Linked DNA regions of Mus musculus: region 2 is linked to region 1. Evidence: chromatin loops called from intact Hi-C (ENCODE). Cell type or tissue: left cerebral cortex. All regions are shown on one strand.

Evidence for each region. A loop is a pair of places that touch in the nucleus more often than their neighbours do. Peaks named below come from ENCODE experiments on the same cell type or tissue, not always from the same donor. Only the 100,000 strongest peaks of a DNase experiment are listed, where the experiment ranks them.
Region 2: it touches region 1 in a loop (2.8-fold over the local background); 3 of 42 quality-filtered maps call a loop at or near these places.

Annotation. Positions count from the first base shown.
Region 1 is chr3:37,200,989-37,208,988 of GRCm38, forward strand. No RefSeq gene overlaps it. Among named protein-coding and RNA genes, the nearest start is that of Gm36168, 19 kb to the right of the region's middle. In left cerebral cortex, CTCF peaks have their summits at 3,128 (motif pointing left) and 3,818; DNase peaks (open chromatin) are centred at 717, 3,136 and 3,738; H3K4me3 peaks cover 576 bases.
Region 2 is chr3:36,859,972-36,867,971 of GRCm38, forward strand. 4932438A13Rik (RIKEN cDNA 4932438A13 gene) reads left to right here and starts at 3,135. Exons shown (of 86, transcript NM_172679.2): 1 at 3,135-3,377; 2 at 4,416-4,514. In left cerebral cortex, no CTCF peak of the experiment used is centred here; DNase peaks (open chromatin) are centred at 3,107 and 3,671; H3K4me3 peaks cover 1,652 bases; H3K27ac peaks cover 1,437 bases.

The DNA of each region.
Region 1 (8,000 bases):
ATTATCATATCACAATCAAGGCAGTATCGTGTATCTGTGTCCACTCTTCTGAAACTATCTACCATCCTGAGCCAACTGTTAAAGGCTTTGAGGATTCTCCCTGTTGTAAACTTAATAATTAGCAAACTTCTGACAGGATTGAGGGCTATACTGATTGGTTATAACTGAATAGGATTTAATGACAGTAGTAAAAATCATATTAAAACAGGATAGAAATGAAAATCTTAAGCTGGCTGTCAGGCATGGGAATTGCTAAACTGTGAAGCTAGGGGCTGGCTGGCGCACTTTGGTCTATAGAGCTAAAGTCAGGTGGACTATTGATCGATCTTTAGGAACCACAATAATGACTTGTGCGCTCCCACTGTTGAAGGTGATGGCTGTAGACTGCACTGGCAGCAGGAATCGTGTGTTTAATTTGATGAGCACAGGGCCAGACTTCCTGCTTGCTGTTGGAAGTCATGAGGCAGGACTTCCTATGTGGCCCAGTGCTCTCAGCAGTCACTTGTGGCAGCTGTCACTTGTGGCGTGTGGCACTGCTAGCCTTTACTTTACAAACCCCCAGCAGAGAGGGAGAGGGAAAGAGAAGGAGAAAGGGAGAAAGGGAGGGAACCCCTTGAGTGTGCAGGAAGGTGGGGAGATAGACACATGATCAGGGATTGGTGGAGTGTGAGCGGGCTGAGGAAGACAGTGAGACAGACTCAGAGCTGAGAGTAAGAGTGGGGGAGGGCAGCAGAGTCCCTGGCAGGAGACAGAGCCAGACCTGCCTTTCAGGCAAACTGGCTGGACTAGTAGTTGCAGCAGGCTGCAAATGAGAGAGGGGGAGGGGAAAGTTTGCCACATGGATCATTAGCAAGAAAGTGCCAGTTTAGTGTTGATGTAGAGATATTGTTTTAGACCAAGACATCCCATTAAGTAGGGACCAGGCAGAGAAATACTGACCCCTGGGCGAGAGAATAGGGTTATTAGCTGCCCCTACCAGTGTCCTGAGGACATTAACAACCTAAGAGAGATTCTAGCACAGGCCAGACCACCAGGTCGACTTGTGATGGCTGGGGGCTAACGCTCAGAGCCTGTGCTCTTGAGCCAGTTCATCCAAACCCAGGAATTTCTCAGCTTCGAGAAACTGTCTACAAGGAGAGGGAAATCTCACCCAAGGGAAAAAGTCCTAAAACGAGGGTCAGGGAAAAACTGAATGTCTTCCATCCTCAAGGACAACACAGGGGTAGCTCCGAGCTCAGGAACTCTCCCCTGGGACCATGCAGATGGGAAGGGATGGGGGCTTACCAGTTCTGGGCTAGCAAGCGTGGATCTCTTGTGGTGACTGAGGTGGGATGTCTCAGTGGGCCCATACTGAGGCATCCCTTCCCCATGAGGGACCAGCCACACAATAGTATAGTATAGAATAGAGTTTATTCAGGGCATGGGAAGGGGAGTTAAGAGGGTAGTAGAGGCAGAGAAAGGCAGAGAGAGGGAGAGAGTAAAGAAGTAGAAGCTGGCCATGGCCATGGGCATGTGGAGAGAGGGGGAAGGGAAGAGCCCAAGATGGCAAGAGAGAAGCAAGCAGTAAGCAAGAGTAAGAGAGGGAGGAGGGGGGCAAGCAGCCCCTTCTATAGTAGGTCAGGCCTAACTGGCTGTTGCCAGGTAACTGTGGGGATGGAGTTTAGATACAATGCTAACTAACCTGCCATTAAACTATATATGGATCTCCTTATTCCCAAGTTTTTGGTGGCAAAACTCAATCTATCTGCCTAATGGCTTCATTCTACTGATATCAGGCTCCCTTGGGAACTCACAGTAGAGCTGGGCTGAAGGGACCCAGGACACAGCCCCAGAGCAAGAGCCATATGAGCAGGGAGGAAAAATACAAATTATACTCAACACTCAGAGGCAGAGCTAAATCCTGCTTTTCTTTACTTTGTTCTGGGTGCACACCCTATCCCCAGAGCCGGTGATATAGTAAAGGATCCAGACCCAGACACGGCCCGGTGGCTGTCAATCACACCAGCTACACTCAAAATCCACTTCCTCACAGAATGCTAGGGGGGGGCGATGATTGAGCTCTGTACTCAGTGTTGTCCTTTCCTCAGGCTGAGATGTACTCTTATGGATGGTCCTGCACATAAGCGTAGGACTAACCTCAGTGCCTGCTGAAGCACGCTCCCTCCCTTCTGCAAACTGTGCAGACCTGGCCTTCCCTGACTCCTCTGCTATTCTAAGCACTTCCTTTCCTTTCAGTTTTAGTGAATCTTTGATGGCGGATTAGATACTAGGGAAACCCTGCTCTACTAGGGCATCCAAGCAACCCTGCTGTGTCTTTCAAATATTTCCTGTTGCTTTTCTGGGGATTCCTCCCTGGTGAGGTCCTTGGTCAGTCTATCCAGGCTTCTTTCGGTAGAACAAAGGCCAGATCCTTAGTTGCTCCTGGCGCCTTCTTATCTAAAAATAGCCTTGCAAACCTGATTTTATCCATTTTCTATAAATTCCCAGGGAGCCCCCGTAGTGCTCCTTAAGGTCTAAGTAATAGTGACAGTTTGCTTTTATGGCTGAGCTGTGGTCATAACGTATTCTCTTTGCCAGCACAATTGGAACAATAAGACATTTACAACCAGTGCGAAAGTCTAGCCCCTGTCATAAGCCAGCCACTTAGAGATCATAATGTCACCTCCATATCCTATAGCTAAAGTCCTCAGGAAACACCCAGCTGTGCCAACTTAGGGGGTCTAACTCCCACTAACTGGGGGACTTGGTCAAATGATATATATGTATACAGAGAATGGATTTTACATTCAGAGGCCTCCTTACTCTGCATATCCTTACAATAGTGCCTGAAACAGATAATTCTAAAAAATACCTCATAATCATAATTGCTTTATGTCTTGTATCCAAAAGAGGCAAATCAAATCAATCAATCTTAATCAAATGCAAGCCTATTTCAGAACGCATGTCGCAGGACCCTGTTAGGTAAGCTGTGGGACTGACGACTTCTTCATGGAAACTCTGGCTTGAATATAGAATTATCTGTAAGGAGGGAGGAAGGAGGACAGAAAAGATCAAGCTCCTGACAGAATAATTTCCCTAAGGACGCACCAAGTCAGATGATTGGTTTCTTCCCCTGCACTGCCCCCTTGTGGTAAAATGTCGTTAGTGTTTTGGTAGAAAGAGGAAGTAAAGGAGACAGCGATGAAGGGAAGTCGGGCTCCAAAGAGGAGCTGCCAGCCTTCAAGGAGCTTGTGGGGAACCCTGCCCTGCCAGAGCTTCCTGTTCTTTGCTTTGTGGCCCTGTGAGAGGCGGCAGCTGCTGCTGCCCCACCCTGACCCTTTCTCTCCTCATCAGATCTGAGCAGCGTAACCAAAGATACATGGCACAGACCTCAGGAGCCCGCAGGAAAGGAGCGCCTTCCTGGAACGGTTTACCTTGCCCAGTCGTCCTGGACGCTCCCAAAGGAGGTTCTGTCGTTGTTAGCGATGTACATCAGTCTCCAGTGAGGCACATAACGCTTCAGTGAACATCTCGTCCAAAGGGACATTTGAAAGAACAAAAGAAGACCAGAAATATTTCTGAAGGAGTAGAAGCTGGGAGGGGACTTTGGGACACTTCTTTCAAGTTTCCTCCTCTGCTAAGAGAAATCTACAAACACAGGGGATTGTGTTATTCGCGTCACTGAGAGCAAGAGGAGAACGTCTGATTTGGGCATAGTATTCCAAGCACAGTTTATCGAAGTAACTGGACTCATAAATACAAAGTTGGAAAGCATCTCATGTGTACTGGGTTCTCCCTGGGAGCAAGTGCCTGTCACTGTCAGGGGAGACCTCTCCTGGAGGGCACAAATACTGCAACGTGTCAGTGATCCAGTTTCAGGAGTGAAAAATAATGTTTTGTGCAAATGCATTAATATTCTTCAAAATCTAGAAAGACATCAGAACTAGGAAGGTAACTATTGAGTGCAAACTAGCTTTTGGATGCCGTATTACTTCTTAATAAAATTTTACTAAAACTACAACCCTGAAAATAAATCAGATACTACAAATATATCCTTGTTTGAAGGCGGTGATAGATACCTGGTACGGACCAGATTGTGTCAGTGAGCAGGATCGACCCTTCCCCAGACACATTTTCAGTCAACACTTTCCTGTTCTGAGATGAGGTCCAAGGAGCGCTGGGTGCTCAGATACACTGGGGCTTTGCTCTGTAAGCAGCCTGTGGTTTCTGGGGTCCCCAGCAGAACCCCAGGGCTCTCTACCCCACATTTTGCTCTGGAAACCCAAGAGTCCTGTTGTGATTTATGAAGTGACAGAGTTAGGAAGAAAGGCAGCTCTTGGACCCGTAGCCCAACCAAACACACAAGCTGTGGTCGTCGCCCCAGACAACTGCTCTTCAGCAGGCTTGAGATTTCTCCACAGAGAGCAGAGTCCTTTCATGTGGGCAAAGAACGACTTTATCAGACAGAATGCCTCGATGCTTATGAAATGCTTCCTGAGAGGGAGGAAGTCAGGCTATAATTGGGGCAGAATTTACAACAGCGAAATCACATTTGGGCAAGTTCTCTCTTATTGCAAGGGGCCTCCGAGCCACTAGAGATGCTTCATAGATTGCCACTGTCACCTGCTGGCTGGCCTCCAACTGCCATGAGGCCCAGGGAGGGGAAGGCAGGTAGGCCCCTGAATCAAGGCTTGGGTGGTACCCAGAACACTCTGGATCACATGACCGACTTGGTTCTTAGAGGACAAGGTTTGGAAACTTTGATGTATAGGTCTAAAGCCTCAGTAGGAGGGAAGTTGGGTGGTGTCTGTCTCACCTGGTGCAGTGGCAGTGAGGCTGTAACAACTGCCCAGTCACTAGCCTGAAGCAGATGTTGTATTTAGTGCTAAGGTCACCTGTAGTTTATATGTAGCTCTTCTTGTTCACATGAAACATAGAAATCTACTTGACAGCCCCAAACGTCACTGCCACTATTGTGTTTCCTAAGGAATACAGCTGGAAGCTCATCTGTTCTTGAGCCAAGTCTTTCCCAGAACACATGGGTGGGTCTGACTGCAGAGAAATGGAGAAGATGGCAGAAATATGAAGATCAGAAAGACTGTCCAAAGGACAGAATAACAGACAGTAAAGGGCCGAGATGGATTTCATGAACAAAAGCAAAACTCAAAGTGCACATCATCTTGCGGTTGGGAAGTCCATCTCCTTCTGCTCCTTGTGGGAAATGAAGCCAATGCCATATCAAAACAAACAAAAAAATCTTGCAGCTTAACAATCCCAAAAGCTTACATCATTTTAAAATCTGTGCACTCAACATAGTAATGTCTCTTTTTTATCTCAAGAAGGTGTTCCTGCATAACTGCATACCTTCTAATGAATAGACTCACAGAAATAAAAAATAAAGCAATTTTTGTTCTTCCCCACAGGTTCATGTGAATGACTGATGTCTATTGCATAGAGGCTTACATGACTCTTGGGGTCCCCACCCCCACACTCTACCTCCCTGCCACCCCCACCCCCACACTCAACCTCTCTGCCACCCCAGGCTGCCTTACCACCCCAGGCTCTTACACTGTGGTGTTCAGCACTTCTGTCAGGGTGAGTTCCACAACTGGGAACCCTTGGCATCAGAAGCTACTGGGAACCTTACATTAAAATGGAGAGGGAAAAAATGCGAGTGTATGCGGGGTGGACATGAAAATCAAAGGCTGATCGGAGTGAGTGTTACAGATTGTATTGCTATGAGATCTCACAGGGGGTTCCTTTCAGCTCCATGGCCTTGCTTTCTCTGTTGAATGAATTCATATGAGACATGAAGTGGGGTACAGAACAGATGACAAGTAGAGATTATCACAAAGAGACAAGGGACAAGAGTGGCCAGTGGCCAGAGAGACCACTGTGAAGGAAAAAATGCATAATGTGGTAGTCGACAGTGAACAGGTGTGCGTATGAAGGCTTTATACTACTCTCAAGCATTTATGAAACATATTTCACTGTCCGGGTGATTGACAGGCCCATTTGGGTTCACTCTTCAGGGGGAGGGACAATGGTTTGTCTCTATTCTTTACTAGAAAGCCCCAATTCCTCCCAAGCCAGAGATAAGACTGAGATCCCATTCTGTTGGCCAAAAATCATGTAGTGGGGTAGACCCATAAGAATGAAAGAAAAGCATCTATAAAAATAGCCATATTTACCCAGAGGAAATGAGCTGCTCAGAACGGGACTCACTGATGCACAGCCACCTGGACCTTCCGACCTTCCGTACAGCTTTAAATCTTGAGGGGCAATTGGGAATCTTTCCTCCTTCTTAAAATTAGTATTACCAGAGACACAGGGCCCATAAGTGATTGTAAAGGACAGGCCTCATCCTCAATGACTTTCAAGCCCCAGAGTCTCTATCACCATACCTAAAACTCTGTTACATTAAGGAGGCTTTTCAAATGTTTTCTTTAAGGCTTTTTGTTTTTTTCTGTATATCGTGGATTAGCCAAGTTTTTTTAAAAAAACATGATCTAGTGAGATTTTGATTAAAAAAAAATTCAGTTTTCCTAACATTACATAAAGAACTAAGGAGTTTTCATTGCTCTGGGATGTACTAACAGGTGCATCCAGCCCTTTGACATTGCAATAGAACACTGCCCGTCTCAAAGCTCACACTTGAGAACCTCATCGTGAAATTATGAAAAAATATAAACATGCCTTATGATGTCTCAACTAGGCTGACAATTTTGTGTTGGACCACATTCTTAGCACTCCTCGTGGTCTACAGGATGGACATGCCTAGTGCATGATGGGTAGTAGGTTTCTGAAAGACATTAGAGAGAGGAAATTTGAAGGACTGGTCAACCTGTTGATGTTGGTAGATGTTGGGGGTCAGTGGGAAGTGTTCTTGTATTCCAGAACAAGGAACCGAACAGGGACATTGAGTGGTAGCAAGCAAAACAGAGGACTTTATTGAGAAAATATATACTCCAAGGGAAGAAGCAGATCAGAACCGCACAAGGTCTAGAAACTCAACTGCCTTATTGTTCAAAGGATGGGGCTTCTATGCCATTCTGAGCTTTGGAGCTCATTCAAATAGCCTTGGATCCTCAGACATTCTCAGCCTGTTACGCGGTGTTCTAGGCACAACTTCAAGCACCCATGCCTTGTGTCATCTTAACTCCCACTCAACTGTGTTTTAGTAGGTGAGCCACAGGTCACCTACAGACACGCAGAATTGCCTCTGCCCCTGGGCCAGTGGTTAGCCCAAGCTGGACTTTCTTTCCAGCTTTCTCCTTTGTCGATAGGCTTCCCTTGCTTGCTAACTTCACAGCTTTTATGTAAAGCCATTCTGGACTCACTTTCCACCCGACTCTCCTGCCTCCTGAAGTCTGTTCTTCAGGAAAGTGAAGAGCAGCTCTTCCCCTTACCATACTGGGCAGAGAAACAGACATATGTGTGGTCTCTTCTGAGACTGCACCTCTAGACTCCCAACAAGTTCATTTCAAGTTCTTGTTAGAGTTGGGATTCAAATCTATGACCTGGACTCATGTCTTATATAAATAAACACCTATGTAGCCATGGGGAGGTTCAACAAACACTGGGTGACCTCTGTGTGCCAGGTCACACAACAGGCATCAGACATACAAAGGTGCTTTACACAGTGATCAGGAAACTATGCTAAGGTATGAGCTAGAACTTCAAAAGACAAAACTTCTGACAGTCAGTAAACATCTAAATATGTGCAACCCACTGGCAATTAATGCTAATATGAGATTTTTTTCCGTCAACAAAGGAAAAACAATGTCTGTATTCAGTGTGAGAGACAATACCACTTTTCCAGCCCCCTGATGAAATAACACAGTGACAGAAGAGTTTGGCAAAATGTTTCACAAAGCTGGGCATGGCAGGACATGCTGCCAATCCCAGCACATGGGAGGTGGAGGCAGGAGGATTAGGAATTAAAGTCCAGCTTCTGCTACACAGCAAGTTCAAGGCAAGCCTGTTCTACACGAAGCATCCACAGGTAAAGGTGCTTTTCG
Region 2 (8,000 bases), 340 kb before region 1:
TATAATATTCCCACCCACATTCCCACCCCTCATCTCTTTCCTCTTCTCTATTTTCTTCTTTTCCTTAATTTTTTTTTTTGTATAGTTTACAAACTGGCAGGTTACCATATGGCATTTTCATGAGTGCCTAATTTTGATCTACCCCCCTCTGGCATGGTGCCATTTACTTCTCTATTTGGGGGGAGTGCTGGGACAGGATCCCACTCTATAGCACAAGCTCATCTGAAACTCACTTTGTAGCCCAGGCTGACCTTGATCTCTGGACAATCCTCCTGCCCCAGCTTCCCAAGGCAGTAGAAAACATTTCTGGTGGCATCTTTATGATCTGTGCTATTCAGTTTCTCACCAAAGTTTATGTGAAACTGACAGGGCCCAAAGCATCCTCATCCTGGCTTGTGAGGGTTGATCACTTGGATTTGTCTCTAGGGAGACAAATCATGTGGAAGTCTTCCCTGTGAGGTCACTAGTGTTGAAACTTACTTGATCTCCCGATCAGTGGTCGGCCATAAATTGACAGCTTGAAGGACGTAAGTGCTGAGCGTGCTTATGGTCTTGGTCTTTTCCTTTTTGATGGACACATTGGTCGTCAAATTTTTCTGCATAGTCACAAGGACCCAGAGAGTGGTTGTCAGGTGTCTTAGGGTTTCTCTTGCTGTAATGAAACACCATGACTAAAAGTAGCCTGGGGAGGAAAGGGTTAACTTCATTCACAGTTCGGTCAAACATCACATAACACCAAAAGCATTGGTGTACTGGCTGTTTTTGTGTTAACTTGACACAGCTGGAGTTATCACAGAGAAAGGAGCTTCAGTTGAGGAAATGCCTCCATGAGAGCCAGCTGTGGGGCATTTTCTCAATTAGTGATCAAGGCGGGAAGGGCCCCTTGTGGGTGGGACCATCTTTGGGCTGGTAGTCTTGGTTCTATAAGAAAGCAGGCTGGGCAAGCCAGGGGAAGCAAGCCAGGAAGGAACATTCCTCCGTGGCCTCTGCATCAGCTCCTGCTTCCTGACCTGCTTGAGTTCCAGTCCTGACTTCCTTTGGTGATGAACAGCGATGTGGAAATGTAAGCTGAATAAACCCTTTCCTTCCCAACTTGCTTCTTGGTCATGATGTTTGTGCAGGAATAGAAACCCTGACTAAGACAATAGTGGGCAGGAACTCAAGCAGGGCAGGAACCTGTAGGCAGGAGCTGATGCAGAGGCCATGGAGGGGTGCTGCTTACTGGATTGCTTCCCGTGGCGTGTTCAGCCTGCTTTCTTATAGAGCCCAGGACCCAACAGGGATAGCACCACCTACAAGGGCTGAGCCCTCTCCCATCAATCACTACTAAGAAAATGTCCTATAGACTTGCCTACAGCCAGATTTTATGTAGGCATTTTTATAATTAAGGTTCCCTCCTCTCAGATGACTTTAGCTTGTGTCAAGTTAACCTAAAACTATCCAGCACACCAGGGATTAGGGATAGGCCTTGAGAAAGAGTGGGAAATGACCATAAAGAACAGTAGGAAGGAAATCTCTGTATGATGTGCTGTGATGGTTACATGAACTTAGACGTGACAAAGTGGCATAGAGCCACATCATACCAGCGTAAAGTATGTTTTCATATTGTACTATACTCATATAAGGCAGAACCATCAGAGGGAGTGGAAAAGAACATTTTGTATGACTGCTACTTCCTGTGAACTGGCTGTGATTTCAAAGAAAAAAAGTTATAGCACAAAATATCATTACCTGGTTTTTGTTATGAAATTCTTTTTTTTTTTTTTCTTTTTGATGTAGCTCAGGCTGGTCCAGAAGTTTCTCTATTGGTCTCAAACCCAGGCTTTTCCAATGTGCTGGGATGCTATGCATACTTTAGCTATGTCCAGCTAGAGAAGTTCACATTGTATTTGCTGGAGGCAGTTTTTTTTTCTTTTTCTTTTTCTGACACCATCTGCATTTTTCACATGCTGGTGAAAAGTCAAAGTAGGGGGAAGGTTCAAGAGCCAGGAAGTGTTGCTATGTAAATTTCCTGAGCCACCCTGAACTCTTTGCTTAATCATCTTCCCAGGGTTAGAGGCCCTTGGAATAGAAAAGCTCTACGATGAATAACTCATCTTGAAGATGTCATCTCTTTTACACCTGTAGCTCAGGGTGGCTCTTCCTCAGGGGATAAGAAGAAAGGAGACAAGTAAGTGTTCAGATTCTCCAATTCCTCACTCACTGTAGAGGAAGTCTGCTGTGAATTATACTTCTCTTCTTGCTATCCTAAGATCTTCTTATCTCTGGAGCAATTTAGTTTCAGTTTTGTTTTGTTTTGGGGAAACTGAATCATATCTCAGTCACTTCTAGTTCAAAGAACTCTTGCTAAGACTTTATTTATTTATTTATTATATCTGGCTTCACATCTGTTTAAAAGTGGATGCTCCCACCCCCAAGTGGAAATGTTGAGTGACCTGAACTCTTAGAACCAGAGGCTTAGATATTGACAGGTAGTGTAGAGAATGTACTGGAAGCTGTGGCGCTGGGGCTCAAATCCTAGATCTCTAAACTGACAAAGTACTTCAACTTCCTGAGCCTTAGGTTTTAATTTGTGAAAAATTAAAATATTTGGTTAATTTCCTAGGTCAGTGTTTCATACATCAAATGCATCTTCTGTGAGATGCATGCCATAGCTAGCAGACTCTCCTTTTTCTGGCTTCCTTTTCCTACGTTGATTATACTGTCTACATTATCAGGACGATGTTTACAACCCCCACGCCACAATTGGAATCTGGAACAAGGTAGTTTTCAAATCAGTAGTGACCTGTGTCTCTCAGACTAGGCTACGCCCTGTGGACATGGCCCCGCCCCTCTGCTCAGGCCTGTTCTCTTGTAAAAACAGGATTCGCCTCTAGGCACAGGTTCCAACTTTAGTCTTTAGTTTGGTCCTGAAGCTCAGGCTTTGCCCCATTGACCTAGATCTCATCCCTAGGGCCTAAGCCCTGTCCTCTGCCCCGGCCTTCCAAGGCCCCGCCTCCGCCCCGGCCCGCCCCGCCCCGGCCCCGCCCCCGGCCCAAGCGGCGCTTCTCCGTTCGGGCCTGGTGCCAGTGAGGGGCGGGGCTAACTCGGTTCTTGGGCGGGGCCAGAGTGGCGTACACGGAGGCGCTGGCGCCTTGACGTGATACGCTGCCAGTTGACGCAGCTGCGGTGCCGCTGGCCTCCACTCCTGCCTCGGCTCTACTCCTCCGCCCCATGGGTGTCCGAGGCGGCGGGCCGAGCTGGACGTGCTACAGGCTGAGGGTGTAAGCATCAGCGGAGGTCCCGACTCGGGGCTGTTGTGCTGTCAAGTGAGAGGAGCTCGAGAGGCTGCGCGCGGTGAGGGCTGGGAGGTGGCGAGGTGGGCAGCGCCTTTCCGGGTGAGTCTGGAAGGTTTGCGGGGTCGCGGCTGTGGCGCGGGCCTGGGGGTCGGAGGTCGGAGGTCGGAGGTTAAGGTGGAGGCCTAGCAGGCCCTGACAGCCGGGTGCTGGGGTTGCGGGCGGGGGGGGCGGGCGCGCGGACCTGGCGGGGTGGGCAGGGCCGAGCGCCCCGGGTTGGCTCGGCCCTCGTCTGGTAGGGCATACCTGAGTGGACACCTCTCCTGCCAGAGGAAGGTCCACAAGGGTTATCTTCCATCCGGGGAATATTAGATTTCTTCCTTCCTCGCCCCATCGGTTGTGGTGTTGACAGTGGGATGTCCGGTAAAGGGGACGAATTCTTGTAAATTTCCTCTGAGCAGTCATGGGTTCTGGAACGGAGAAAGTAGGTTTCAGGTGGTTTCGCGTTGCTGCTTTCATCCCGTGCATGACAACGAAGCAGATTTAATCTGACAAGTATAAAAGTGGATGAGTTAGTCAGAATATTTGACTTAGCAATGACTGCTATGTGCTATTTTAATATGCGCTCATACAGTTTGTAACAAAAAGGTGAAGCCTTTCCCCACTTTGTAGCTGAGAACCTTGGAACAGAACTGTTTCAAACCTGACTTTCTCACTTTATGGCCCCTCAGTTAGCATGCCACCCCCCCCCCATTACTCAAATGCCTTAAAAGTTTGCAAGGCAAGTGCCCTGTGATAAAATGTGCCAGGTGCCCAGAGTAGAGAGGAAATGAAGGCACAGTTCTTTCCAGCAGACTCGGTGTCAGTAGAAACATTCTTTCAAGGCTGCACTTTTAAGTGTGCCTCGCAGGTAGAACGTCACCATTAGCATCCTGACTCCTACCTCGTGGACTCCTATGTTTCTTTTACATATAAAGTGGTTCTTAAATTATTTTAGTCTTATTTGAGGTGTAGGAATGTAACATTGGACCAAATACTGAAGAGTTTCCTGGTGTGTTTAAATAATTTAGTTTGAAACGGTTGCTCTACCAACAAAGTTAGGATACCTTTTCTAATTGATTGATATGCTGGTCTTTTCAGACTTGTTAAGATGAAGCGCTGCAGAAGGACCTTCAGAAGAGGAAAGATAAACAACATTGAAGATTAAAAAACTAAACAAAATAAAACAAGAAATCTTGTGTAAGTATTTCTGCCTAAGATTTAAAAAAAATCTAATTTCTTATTAAAGTCCAGATAGAGAAAAGTTAACTTTATGCTTCATTTGTGATTCAGTCCATCTGTGACCCACAAATCATTCCATCTGCATTTTGGACTGCTGATACCTGGATACCTGATTGATAATTAACTCAAGTGCTTAACTTTTGCATTGGCATAGGAACGCCCAGGGGAGGGACCAACCATCGCCGGGTGCCAGTTTGCTTTTCTTTTGCTTGCTCTATTATTTGCTCATGTTTACAAAATGCTTAGAAAAGAATATTTATATGTCTCTGTGTGCGCTTGTTATTGTTGTAGTAATTTGCCTTTTAAGTACAGATAAAGATCTCTGCAGCCAAGGCTTGCCTGGAACTAGAGATTCTCCTGCCTCAGCTTCTTGGTATAGGTTTGCAACAATTACCCAACTTGAAATGTTTTCTTCCTTTCTCTCTCTTTCTTTCTTTCTCTCTCTTTTTTTTAAATTTTGGGTTCTAAAGAGAATAGTAAAAGACATGGATAAAAACGATTGAATTCATTTAATAGATATTTATAAAGTACTATATAGCAGAGACCATTTTGAGCTTCTGGTAAAGAATGAAATAGTAGAGGAAGAGAAAAGAAGTGCCTCTGTTTCTCTTGAATTATTTGCTGTGTGAAGATTATTCAGCAGGTTCTTACATTAGCTTTCAGCTTCTCTTCATGATGCAGTTGGTGTACAATGAGTTGTGGCTGAGCTGGATAGCCATAGATCTGTGGATACTCTGTGGCCTTGATCCATTGCCTTATGCCAGAATATGCTCTTCCTATTAAAGACTGTATTAGTTTCCTTTCAGTGCTGTGATAAGACCCCATGACCAAGGCAACATAAAGGACAGTTTAATTTGGCTTATGGTCCTAGAGGGTTAGAGTCTATGATGGTGGAACAAAGGCATGGTGGCAGTGGCTAGAGCAGCAGCCAAGCGCTTCGATCTTGATCCATAATCAGGAGGCAGAGTGCATTCTAGGAATGGCACTAGTTTATGAAATCTTAAGGCCTACCTCCACTGACACACCCATTTCAAGGCTACACTTCCTAAGCCTTGCCAAACAGTTTTACCAACTTTGAGTATTCAAACCACCACATTTCACTCCCTGGCCTCACCAACTTGTGGCCATATCATACTGCATAATGCATAATGCTTCTAGTCCAACTTCAAAAATACCTTTTGGTATTAAACTGTTTAAAAAAATCTAAAGTTTTAAGTCTCTTCTGGGACTCAAAGAAATCTCACAATTGTAAGCCTGTGTGAAATCAAAAAAATTTAAATATTTTCAATATTCAATGGCTTAGAATATGGATTCCAATTTTAAGGGGGGGGGGAGAATAGGCTATAGTAAGGAAATACTGGCCCAGAAGAAAGACTGAAACCCAGTAGGGAAAACCCCAAATCCTGAGCTCCATGTCTGAGGTCAAAGGGCTTGGATGGCTCTCTCCATTCAGCTTTCTGCCTGCAGCACACTCCTCATTCTTGGGCTGATTCCATTTCCTCTGTTCTACTCTCTCTGGCAGATATCCCATGGCTCTGGCACCTCTAAAATCTTGAGATCTCCTAGACAATTCTGGCTTAATTTACAGAGCTTCAGACGATGGCCTCTTAGGGTCTCCATGCAGAGACTCGCCTGTCAGCTGCTTGCCTGCAGTGGTTCTTCTTAACCGCTGAGGGGTTTCTGTCATCCTTTTACTCTTTTATCCTTCGTGACTCCACATTGTGCTGCTCACTGGGGATGGAGCCTGGCCTCACATTTACTGCAGCTTTAATTTGTTGTTGCCTTTAAATTCCTTGGGCTTTTTCTTTTCACAACTTGGAGGCTTATTTGACTGAGGTCTTACCTCAGTGTGCCTCCTGTATGCCAGTGCTTGATCTCCTTATCTCCTTCAGAACAAGCCTTGATTCCAGCACTACATTTCCGGGTTTCCCTTCAAGTTGTACATTTTGTATTTCATTTGCCCTACTTGATCTTTTTCATTGTAGACCTGCATAAGAGTGATTATGAATAACTATGTGACAGAGTCAATATGAGGCTGTCTTGAAATCTTCACTGCCAAAGAAATTAGTCTATTACTTTTCAACTTAGCCTCAGGCTGAGTTTTAGGACAAGGTTTAAAGGCAGCCACGTTATTTATTTATTTATTTGCCAAAATTCCATGAAAGTAGTCTGAGATGAGCTGCTAATATTTTTTCCCCTCTAAAACTTCTTGAGCTGGGGCTCCATAATCCACATTTTTCTCAGTACGTCTGCCTTCTTTTTATGTTCCTGCTTAGAAAATAGGAGCTTAAGCTTTGCTTATAGCATTCAACTGCTTTTCTCATCCAATGTCCTGAAGTCTTCCACATCTTCCCAAAACAAAAACAACAAAAATGGCATGGTCAGGCTTGTCACAGCAATAGCTCATTTCCTGATAGCAGCTGCTATATTAGTTTTTTTCCTGATGCTATAATAAAGACATCATGACCAAGGCAACTTGTAAAAGGAAGACTTTAGTTTGGCTTTATGGATCCAGACAGTTAGTTTGGGTGGTTAGTATGATGACAGAGCAAATGAGAACAAATGGCTGGAGCAGCAGCTGAGAGCTCACAGATTCTCAAGCGGGAGGCAGAGAGGGGCACACTGGCAATGAGGAGGTTGCTTTGAAACCACAAAGCCCTTGCCCAGTGACACATCTCCTCCAACAAAGCCACACCTCCCAAGTCTTTACCAACCAACGCCACCAACTGGGGACCAAGTAGTTAAACATATGGGCCTATGGAGGTCATTCTCTGGTCTTTACTAGCTCAAGATGTGTTTGTTTGTTTGTTTGTTTGTTTTTTCCTTTTTTTCCTTTTTTTGGGGGGTTTTTCGAGACAGGGTTTCTCTGTGTAGCCCTGGCTGTCCTGGAACTCACTTTGTAGAGCAGGCTGGCCTCGAACTCAGAAATCCACCTGCCTCTGCCTCCCAAGTGCTGGGATCAAAGACACGCGCCACCACGCCCGGCTTCAAGATGTGTTTTAACACTGGGTTTTTGTCTGATGACTTTTCTTAGGTGTTTTGCATTAATCTTATATTGAGGAGAATGCTGGTAGATACTGATCCCGCAGACTTATGCTGTGCAGCCTCAACACCCTCTTCCTTCATTCCTTTGATAAGAATCATGGGTTGTTATAATGGAAGATGGTGGTGATGTTGTATGGGGATTCTGTGTTCTTTTGTGGATGGGTCACTATTTCTCGGGAAACAAAGTATCTTTTATGTGGAGATTTGACTGTCAGAACATATCTCTCAGTTAATGTCAGTAGTAAACTCTGCCTCCTTAAGTATATAATCATTTGACATTTCTAAGATGATAAAAATTAGCATAAATAGGTACATGGCATTTTATCACATGTAATTCATTATAAAATATGTGGATATTTATTTGTACCTTTTTTTTTTTTGAGATGCATTTAACTAGCC